2 separate regions of the Mus musculus genome follow, and region 1 is linked to region 2. Evidence: chromatin loops called from intact Hi-C (ENCODE). Cell type or tissue: heart. All regions are shown on one strand. Region 1 overlaps Agtpbp1 (ATP/GTP binding protein 1). Region 2 overlaps Agtpbp1 (ATP/GTP binding protein 1).

Region 1 (5,000 bases), 74 kb before region 2:
AACAAAGGGCCAGCATAGAGCCAACATCGTCCTAGAAACCCAGCGCCACCACCACACCAAACCAGGCCATGGCACGACAAATGGGTACCAACTCCTGGAGGAGTTTCCCAGATTAGCACACTTGCAAAAATGACCAATAAAGCCCTTACAAAACAAATTCAAGACCACGTTATGATCAGACATCATGAATGAGCTGGTCTCGCCCTGTGCAGGTTGGCTGGATGCACACGAGTGAGTAAGAGTCATACAACACATAGATGACTTGGGGACAGAAACTGCACAGACAGAGCCTTCAGCAGCCCAAACTCCTTTCACACAGAGTCTACAGAAACTAGGAATAGCAACACCATTAGGCTATATAAAACAAGGCTGCAATGAGTATTACACTAAATAGGGGAGACGGAGAGCATTTCCTCCCGAATCTGGAACAAGGCAAGGGTGCCCACTCTCTCCAACAGTGCTCAGGGCTTTAGTTGAAACGATAAAAAAAAAAAAAAAAGGAGAAACAGCACACAAGTAGGAAAAGAAGTCAAAATGTTCCTATTTACAAAAGTAAAAACAAAACCAAAAACACTCTCCAGTACTTGTAGGATCCCAAAGCCTACTAGAAACCTCTATGACTTATGGCTGTCACAAAGTCAATGCACACAAAGCCAGCACAGGAGTCGGCAGCAGATCCGAGTGTCAATGAAGAATTTGCCCAGAGAATCAGAAGGAAACAACCCCACTCGTATTTATGTCAAAAATAAATAAATGCCTGGGAACAAACCTGACCAAGGAGATGAACGCCTCTACATGAACATTTGTGAGACCTTGAAAAAGTGAAAAAAGACACTGGGAGATGGGTGGACGTCCATGTCACAGCTGACAGAGTCTACACTGTGAGATGCATGGACATCTATGTTACGGCTGACAGAGTCCACACTGTGTGAGTGAACACAACACCAAGGGTAATCTACAGGTTCAATGCACTCCCAGTCTCCAGAGAAACAAGACCAATACTAAAATCCATATGGAAACACAAAATGACTCTGAACAGACAAGCCAATCCTTAGCAGAAAAGCAAAGCTGGAGGCACAGATCTATGGAAACAAATGCAGTGTGAAACAGGCATAAATACAGGCCTGAAAACGAGAACTGAAGACTCCAAACATGCACAGTTACAACCACAGGCAAAAACACACACTGGAGAAGAGACAGCTGTCATGGTTTGCATGAGAACAGTCCCCATAGGCTAAAAGAGTAGAAGACTTGGTCCCCAGTTGGTAGAACTGTTTGGGAAATATTAAGCAGTGTGGCTTTATTGAAGGAGGTGAGCTTTGAGGTTTCAAAAGTCCACACCATTTCCAGTTGGTGCTCTGCCTAATGACTGTGTCCCCATGATCTCTCAGCCACCACTCCAGCGCCATGCCTGCCTGCCTGCCTGCCTGCCTGCCTACCTGCTGTCACAATCTCCATGCCCCATATAAACTATCTTCTAAAATGGTCTGGATCATGATGTTATCACAGCAATAGAAAAGTAGCCAAAACAAGAGCCTTCTTAACAATGGTCTGGAGAACCTGGGTCTCCACATCTGGACACACATCTGCATCTCACAGCTGGCACAGAATCCATCCAATGCATCAGAGACCTGAAGCTTTTGAGATACTAGAGGAAAGCAGCTCAAGAAGCAGGCCTAGGCAAGGCTCTTCCGAAGAGAACTCAAGTAGCACAGGATATAATTCCAATTAGTGAACGGGATTACATGACTTGAATTAAAGTGCCTGCATTACACAGAAAACAATCCCTGACAGCCCTCCAAGACTGGCTGAGAGTTCACGAGCATTAGCTGTTCTTCTGAGAGGACCTGAACTCAATTCCCAGCTCTCACAATGGGCTGCTCATAATCTACCTCCATGGGCCCCACGGCCTTGTCCGACCTGCTCAGGCACATGAACATGAGGGTCAAACACTCACACAAACACATACATTCTTTTTATTCTTTAAAATGTTTTAAAAATTATTTGATTTAATGAATCTGGATATCTTGCCTGCATGCACATGCACTCGCACACACACCACACGTGGGCTGCTGCCTCTAGAGGTCAGCAGACGTTGGATGCTCTAGAACCAGAGTTACAGATCATTCTGAGCAGCCATGTGTGTACTTGGCAATCAAAATGGATCCTCTGGAAGAACATAAGTGCTCTTAATCACTGAGCCATATCTCCAGACCTACCTCTTCTCTTTGTGTTTTGTTTTTGTTTTGTTGTTGTTGTTTTTGTTGTTATTGTTGTTTGAGGGGGCAATATTTACCAACTACACATCTGAGAATTAATATGTAGACACTATAAATAATTTTTTAATTAAACACTAAAAGACAAAATGGCCCACTCAATAAATGGTATAATGAACAAAAATAAATAGTTCTCAAAGAAGAACTAGAAACGGCTAATAAATCCTTGAAGAGCAGTGTGGAACCCATGCGGTGGAGGGAGACAGACAACTCTGTAAATCACCCTGACTTCCACATCTGCACTGTGGACAGGCACACCATCTTTCACACGTGCAAAGATAAAGAAATAAATGTAATTTTGCTGTTTTTTTTTTTTTTAGAAAGTATTTGCACCCCTAGCCACCAAAGAATGTAAATCAAAGCCGCTCTGAGCTTTATCTCACCCCAACCGGAACAGCTACCATTAAAAACCAAATAAAAAATGCTGACAGGGATGTACAGAAGAGAGACACTGTTTACTATTCAGAAATATAAATGTGTGCAGTAGCTATGGAAATCAGTATGGACATTCCTTACCAAAAAAAAAAAAAAAAGCTAAAATTAGAGCTGCTATATGATGCAACCATACAACTCTAACCTGGATGAGGAATTTTATGCATCTGTGAGAACAGATGCAACTAGAAATCATTATAGTAAATGCAATCAACTAAATACAGAAAACCAAATACTGGTGTGTGTGTGTGTGTGTGTGTGTGTGTGTATACACACACATACATACATGGATATATGTGGAACCCAGATTTAGAACTGTGCTTATAAATGTGTAACTAATTTACACACGTGCAGCTCGCAAAACTCGAGAGGGAGATGGCAATAAAATAGCAGACCAGGGACCCAGTGAGGGAGGTCAGAGGACCAGCAAGGGGTGGGAACAAGGACAGAGGAAGACAGTGGGCGGGGACAGGAAGGAGAACAAGGTGTAATGACACAAAAGGGTCAAGACTCACGGGAGGAATGTCAGTCTGCATGCTAGTGCGACAATGGTAAGGTAAAATGTACTAAGCTATTCATCAGTAAAGACACTGATGTGCACAGAGACCAAGAAGCCCGGCCACTTACCAGAGGTAGGCGCTTCACCGCGGCCAGGTACTGCAGCAGCCCCTTGGCATGATAAATCGTGGGGTGTAACTCTGGGTTTGGACTTTGCCACTGTCTGTTCAAATCCTCTCCACTTAAGGAGCAGCGGTGACTATACACACAGAGACAGCAAAACAAAAGGATTCAAGGCAATGCCAACTGAATACACATCAGAACACACATCTTCCTCACTAAGTAAACTTGTATCCATAGTTTGCTACATGGAAAATCCGATGTCACATTTATGTAACAATGGTGATTTCAAATTTAAAATAGACTTTTGTAAGTTATAAAAACAGTGTCAATTCTGGGCTTTTCTTTTGTACTGTACGAAATATATTGTTAATAGGCCACTCCCTCTCGACTAAATAGGAACCACTTGCTACACTAACTGCATGCTAGTGAGTTGTCTTGTACACATACTGTGTGAGAAAGGCAAATATGTGCAAATTATGTAGTCTTGAAGCCGTGTAAGCACACTCTCTGTTCATCATAGGAACTGTGTACTGGTGTGGTCAGACACCAGTCTACAGCCACGTGCTCAGCAAAGGAAACAGGGTGTGTGTGCTTGGAGCTTATGTCCTGAAACAGCTTCCTAAGACAACGCAACAAAGATTTTATAAAGTTACCTTTCCATGGAATCATAACACTAACACATGCATTTAAGAGTCTGACGCATTACCCACCAAAAACTTGGGAGTTTTTTTCCTAGAAAAAAAATCATCAAACCCATTATTTGAATTAACTTGAACACTATTAGATGAACAAATTAAATGCAGCCAACTATCCCAACCTATGGCACTCCGGCAGCCACTGCTTAACTTACTTTCCATTGATGACACCATCTGGATTTAGCATGGGGACAATTTTAAAAATGTAAGACTCCCGTAGGCTCTGGGCAGTCGGGCTATTGCTCATGAGGTACTCCAGTGTTCCTTTCATTACCCAGCTTGCATTGGTTTCTCCAGGATGGACCCGAGCAGACAAGAAAATATAAGGGCGAGTTCCTAAAGCGCACACAAAAGCTCAATTAAAATGAACAGCTACAAAAATTGACTTGTGCTTCACTTTGGGGTTCTAGAACTCTCCTTGGTTGTTAACTCCAGTGGAAAGTTACCGTGCACACACAACACGCACAATCTGCACTAGCCCTACCGAGAAAACAACAGAAAGTGCATGCAAGCTGCCAGGTGCAGGAGTCTGTAACGTGACCAACCAGTGTGATCCTGCACAGCACAGGGACCACTTGGTTGCTTCCTATTGATTAACGGAGCTTGAAAATGGTTCGTTCTTGAGGGTAAACATAGTTTTACAAAGAATAACACCTGCAAAAGTTTAAAGTATAAAATTGTGTTTCATAAACTCACGGAGAAAATAAAAATGTTAATCTAAATCTGTACAAACGACAGCACAGGGGAACGGTGACGCAGAATCGACAGAGTGCATTTACATAGTTGGCAAACGGCCAACTCATGACCCCTATGCCAGTGCACAGCATCTGTCTCTGTCTGTCTCTGACTCTGTCTGTCTCTGACTCTCTCTCTCTCTCTCTCTCTCTCTCTCTCTCTCTCTTATCAAAAATTGAACTGTGTTCTTGTTTGCACTACCTCAGCAATTCTAAACTTTAAATAGTGGAGAAAAACAAGT
Region 2 (5,000 bases):
TAGATCCTTGCCTACTTCCTGTGCCTTGTTCCCTCTACCCCTTCCCCCTCTGAATCTCCCCCTCACTCCTGTGTATGGATGAAAATTTAACCAGCAGCTTCCTGCTTTGACTTGCATGCCTTCCCTCCAATAAAGACTCTGGAGGCCTCCAGGAGCCTCTGGAACTGTAAGTGAAAATAAACTTTCTTCCTTCAGTTGTTTTTTTGTGTGTGTGTGTGTGATAGTTTTATCTCTTCTACTGAAAACTAGCTCATACAATCAGTATTTGGATTTCTTCTGAGATGCCATTGCTATGCCTCATTAATTCTCAAGGTGAGCAGAGCTTTCCACGAGAAGCTGACACTGTTCACACAGTAGCACAAACTGGTAGATGCATTTCTATATGAAAGCACGTTTTATGAAAAACAAGTTGTTGAACATAGTCCAGGGGCTTGCCAAGCATAACCACAGTCAATGTTCTAATTTTTATAAAGTCCTTATTACAGCATTTAAACAACCTTCCATCTTGACTTGCAATTTTTTAATTTTCAGGTTGTACTTTAAAACTAGTTCAGGAAAAATAAATATCATGGATTTTATATACCAATGTTTAGTAAAACCCAATTTTGTCACATCACTAATCACATTTATACATGTTTAGTGATACAACACTTTAAAGAAAACATGCAAAAAGTAAGATTTTAATGTTTTATTTAATAGATACAAATTATGTCTTTTCAATCTCTGTTAAATATATATGTATATATGCATATATATTTATGATATAAAAAACCATGTGGACTGTTCTTAAGGTCGTTGACAAATTTGAAATCGCACTTTTTTCCTTTAGTTAAGCTTTTTCTCTAGGTTGTTAACTACATGAAGTCAATTTCCAAGATAAATAAGACATCACACACAGAAAGGTGGCAGGAAACCTCATATGAGCTTTCAAAGTTCCTATCACTGCCCTAAGCAGAGTCTGTCCTGGCCAGCTTAAAGCTAGACGTGGGGACACAAATGGCTCACAATCCCAGCACTCGGAGACAGACATAGTACGGTGTTCCAGACCCTGTCACATAGAGGTCAAAGTCAGCCTGAGGTAGCAGACCTTGTCTCAAACCAGTAGAAACGACCCAGGGCTAGAGGGTTAAGACTCAGTTAACTCCAGGCAGAGCCAGGGCTGGAGGGTATGGCTCAGTTAACTCCAGGCAGAGCCTGCACCCAGGGCTGGAGGGTGAGGCTCGGGTAACTCCAGGCAGAGCTTGCACCACCCTGACTAACCAGGAGAACCTGCAATCCCAGCACTCAGCACAGATAGATCGAAAGACCCTGCCTCTAAAGCAAGTAAGCAAAGTGTTCCTTAAAACTGTGTTAGCAGCACATCCAATGGAAAGCCAGTAACCTTCTGGTTTCTGTTTCCTGAGATGAAGTCCCCCAAAGCACTCCAGCTGGCCTGAACCTCACCAAAGAGCTGGAATTCAAGTATGCATTCCACATCTCACCCTTACTGTGAACCTGGGCTCGGTGTCTTCACAAAGAGGCATCAATCAGAAAGACTGTAAGAGGCAGAACTGTGGATAATGTCAAGGAAACTACTATTGTTTCTCCAATACAACAAGGCAGTTGTACACATGAGCTCACAACCATTGTGACAGCAGACATGAGATCTGTACACGTTCCAAACAGACAGAACCCCAGCATAGACAGTGGAAGAAGGCATAAATCCCCCCACTAGCTGTGTCTCTAACAGCATTCGACAGCCACTGGGTGAGGGAGAGTCATTTGTGTTTAATGCTGCGACACTTCGTAGGTCAATCACATGCCAGGGTAAATGGGCAACACAAACTGAACTCAATGGAGGTAAAAATAGATAAAAAAAAAAGATCTCAAAGCTGGATAGGAAATGATAGGAGAGTGGAGAGGATATGAGTATGTTCAAAATATATAGTATGAAATTCTCAAAGAATAAAAATATTGTCTAAAAAATATTTATATCTATGGTTTACAATAAAATACTCAGCTTCAGGCATATCCCTACACTCTTTATTAGGGAGTACAGAAAAAAATCATGTTTACTCCCACGATGACAGAAAAGAAAACTGAGACGGGAAAGAGACTGGGTAACCCACCTAGCAGAGTCCAGGGCCCTGGGGACCAATGACCAATGACTCCACAATGACTCTCAGGGGCCACAGTGAGCCAGGACAGAGGGGGACGCTCCCAGGCCATGCTGAGCTAGGACCATAACATCATTACTTCTGCCATGGGGACAAAGATTCCATGCTGCTTTCTACAATCCCACTCCTTTGTCACTTTGTCACACCTACCAACACAGGTCTTGTCATTAACACTAAAAACAACTGGTAATTACCAATCAGCTTACTTGTCCCTCACAGCTCGTGACACAGGAAAAGGCCCTCATGGAAACACTCTACCACACTCTGGCCTTCTGCCCAGCATTTACTGGAAACACAGGGCTTGGGTGTTTCTGCCCTCTTCCAACTCTAGACTTGGTAACATCACCTGACTTCAGAGCTAAACATCTCACTTGACATTAAGGTCAGACAACAAATCCCCCAACCTTTCTTCCCACCTCTGCCTGCTGTAAACTACCCAACTCTCTAAACTGCTCTCCCTGGCCTGTGGCATCACCCTCTTCTCCTTTCCCGCATCCAGGTCATAGGAACAAATGACACATAAGATGGTTCCACACATAAAGGCATCTGCAACCAAGCCTGATAACCTGAGTCTACCGCAGGGTCCACATGGTAAGGAAAGACCTGACTTCAGTTGTCCTTTGACCTGGATAAAGTGTAGAGAACATGTTAGCAGATGATAATAATAATATGCACACATCAAAACTCCAATCATCTCACGTCCTAACATCACCAGTCTCCTCTCTACATTCCAGCTACAGTTTATTCTCAATACAACACCCTAAAGGGACACTCCCAAAACCCTGGAAGGGAACAGGCCACCATGGAAGAAGCCTGCCATCCATCAGCTCAAAGCTCTACACAACTTTCCACTTCGATGACACCAAAGCGCCTAAGGGAATATTCCCAGCCATTTCCTTCCTAGCACAGCCAGAATGTTGGCTGAGAGCCGCCTGGCTTTCCCCCAGCACAGCAGCTTCAGTCTCACCCGGGACCCTTGCTCAAACTGTTCCCCCAGCACAGGGTTCACAACTGTTTGATTGGATGGATCACTTGATTTTCAGCAGAGCCCATCTCAAGAGTCCTACTTAATACCACCAGCCATCTAGACCCAAGGGCACACAGGGTCCTTGCCTGCTGTTTTTAGAACACTTTCTGCCCTCTAAAGCACACTGATTCTCAAGAGTAAACAAAAGCTAAGACAAACCTGTTGGCTTACATTTGTAAACTTAGCACTGGGGAGGCCGAAGTAGGACTCAATACTATGAGTTCAAGACCAAGCTGGGTTACATAGTGAGGTCCAGTCCACCACCCTTACCCCGACATACAGACAGCAAACAAACAGCATGTTGCTATGGTCTGAATGGTGGTGTAAGCTCCAGAACTCAAAGTGACTTCTTAGCCACCACCGTGATAGCAATGGGGAAACAGCCTTCTGAAACAAAATTAGGTCATGAGGGGAGAGCCCCTCAAGTATGGTAGGTAGTATCCCTAACATATATTTAATATATAAATAATATGCTTACTTAGATATTTAATTACATACTTTAAGATACATAGTGTATATAATTTAAAAATATAAACTGGCTAGCTTGTCCATTCACCAACTGTAGAAACTGCCAATGCCTTACAAATTTCCCAGCCTCTGCACTATGAGCAAAAACACATGTTGGTTAAAAGCTACCCAGTTTATGGGAGTTTGTTACAGAAGCCCAAATGGAATAACAATTTATTTTTATTTTAGAACTTTTCAATTAGCATGCACAACATTAGATTTCCTTCTGGCATTTTCAAGCAAACTTTGTTTTTGTTGACTCTCCTCCTGCCCTTTCTCCCCAGCTCTCTGTCACACCCCTGGTACCTTCCATAGCCTCCTCCCTCCTTCACACTGTCATAGTGCCTGTCTCCCTCGCCTCCTCAGCACCCACCTCATTGTCATCTCCTTTCGAGTTGCATGGCCTATGCCCACACACATACACACACACAAGTTCACACACAGGCATGTGTGCACACACACAAGCTCACACACACACTCATAATAAGCTAGCATTTCCATATGGAAAAGAACATGCTATCTTTGCCCTTCCAAGTCTTGGGTTATCACGCTACATTGCAGATATGGGATTAAAGAAATGACTTAGTAGTTAAGACAACTTGCTTGTGCAGAAGACCTGAGTTCAGTTCTCAGCACACAATTATCCATACTCCAGTTCAAGGATCCAACACTGACCTGACACACACATGGTACACACACATATTTGCAGGCAAAAACTCATACACAAAAATATTTGAGGAGTTCATTTCTCATACCCTATCTTATCTCCACCCAGAAATTAGGCCACAAGCCACTTGCTAAGATACTTTCCTTCTAAAGCTAATCTGCCTGTCTGAGTCTCTTTGAAGCTGGAAGCTACAGACTCCAGTTGCACCTCAAAGACACAGCAAGAGGCTAGAGAAAACATCCTTATCTCTGCCCTTTGTTATCCGTATTTGTACAACTCTCAGAGTGTGTGTTCACATAGCAAAAAGCTCACTGCAAGTCTGCACATAAATTCAGTCATATAATGAATAAGAAGCTATAACAAGAATGCATACAGGCATATACTACTGCTCACAGGGTCATAGAAAGTTTAAAACTGTGACTAAGCCCTCCTTGAAGTTTTGTATAGATAACCCAATCAATATCTTATCTCCTGTTTTTGCACCTATGGTCCTGTGGTGTATATCTTCTTTATGGCCTGCCTTCTGTTAATGGTTTCTGTAACCCCTTGGAATGTGCCCTAAGTTTTAGAAGTCTGTTGTTATCTCAGAAGCAATTAAGCAGTTCTGTTATAAAACCAGCTCAAATGTCTTTACAAGTGTTGC

The links. Peaks named below come from ENCODE experiments on the same cell type or tissue, not always from the same donor. Only the 100,000 strongest peaks of a DNase experiment are listed, where the experiment ranks them.
Region 1: a loop joins it to region 2, with 2.1 times the contacts of the local background. A loop is called at or near these places in 1 of 42 quality-filtered maps.

Annotation. Positions count from the first base shown.
Region 1 is chr13:59,470,353-59,475,352 of GRCm38, forward strand. Agtpbp1 (ATP/GTP binding protein 1) reads right to left here. Exons shown (of 26, transcript NM_001377097.1): 21 at 4,180-4,360; 22 at 3,336-3,465. Among named protein-coding and RNA genes, the nearest start is that of Gm34788, 56 kb to the left of the region's middle. In heart, a CTCF peak has its summit at 2,069 (motif pointing right); no DNase peak of the experiment used is centred here.
Region 2 is chr13:59,544,834-59,549,833 of GRCm38, forward strand. All of the region lies in intron 1 of Agtpbp1 (ATP/GTP binding protein 1), which reads right to left. Among named protein-coding and RNA genes, the nearest start is that of Agtpbp1, 10 kb to the right of the region's middle. In heart, no CTCF peak of the experiment used is centred here; DNase peaks (open chromatin) are centred at 2,418 and 3,138; H3K27ac peaks cover 1,514 bases.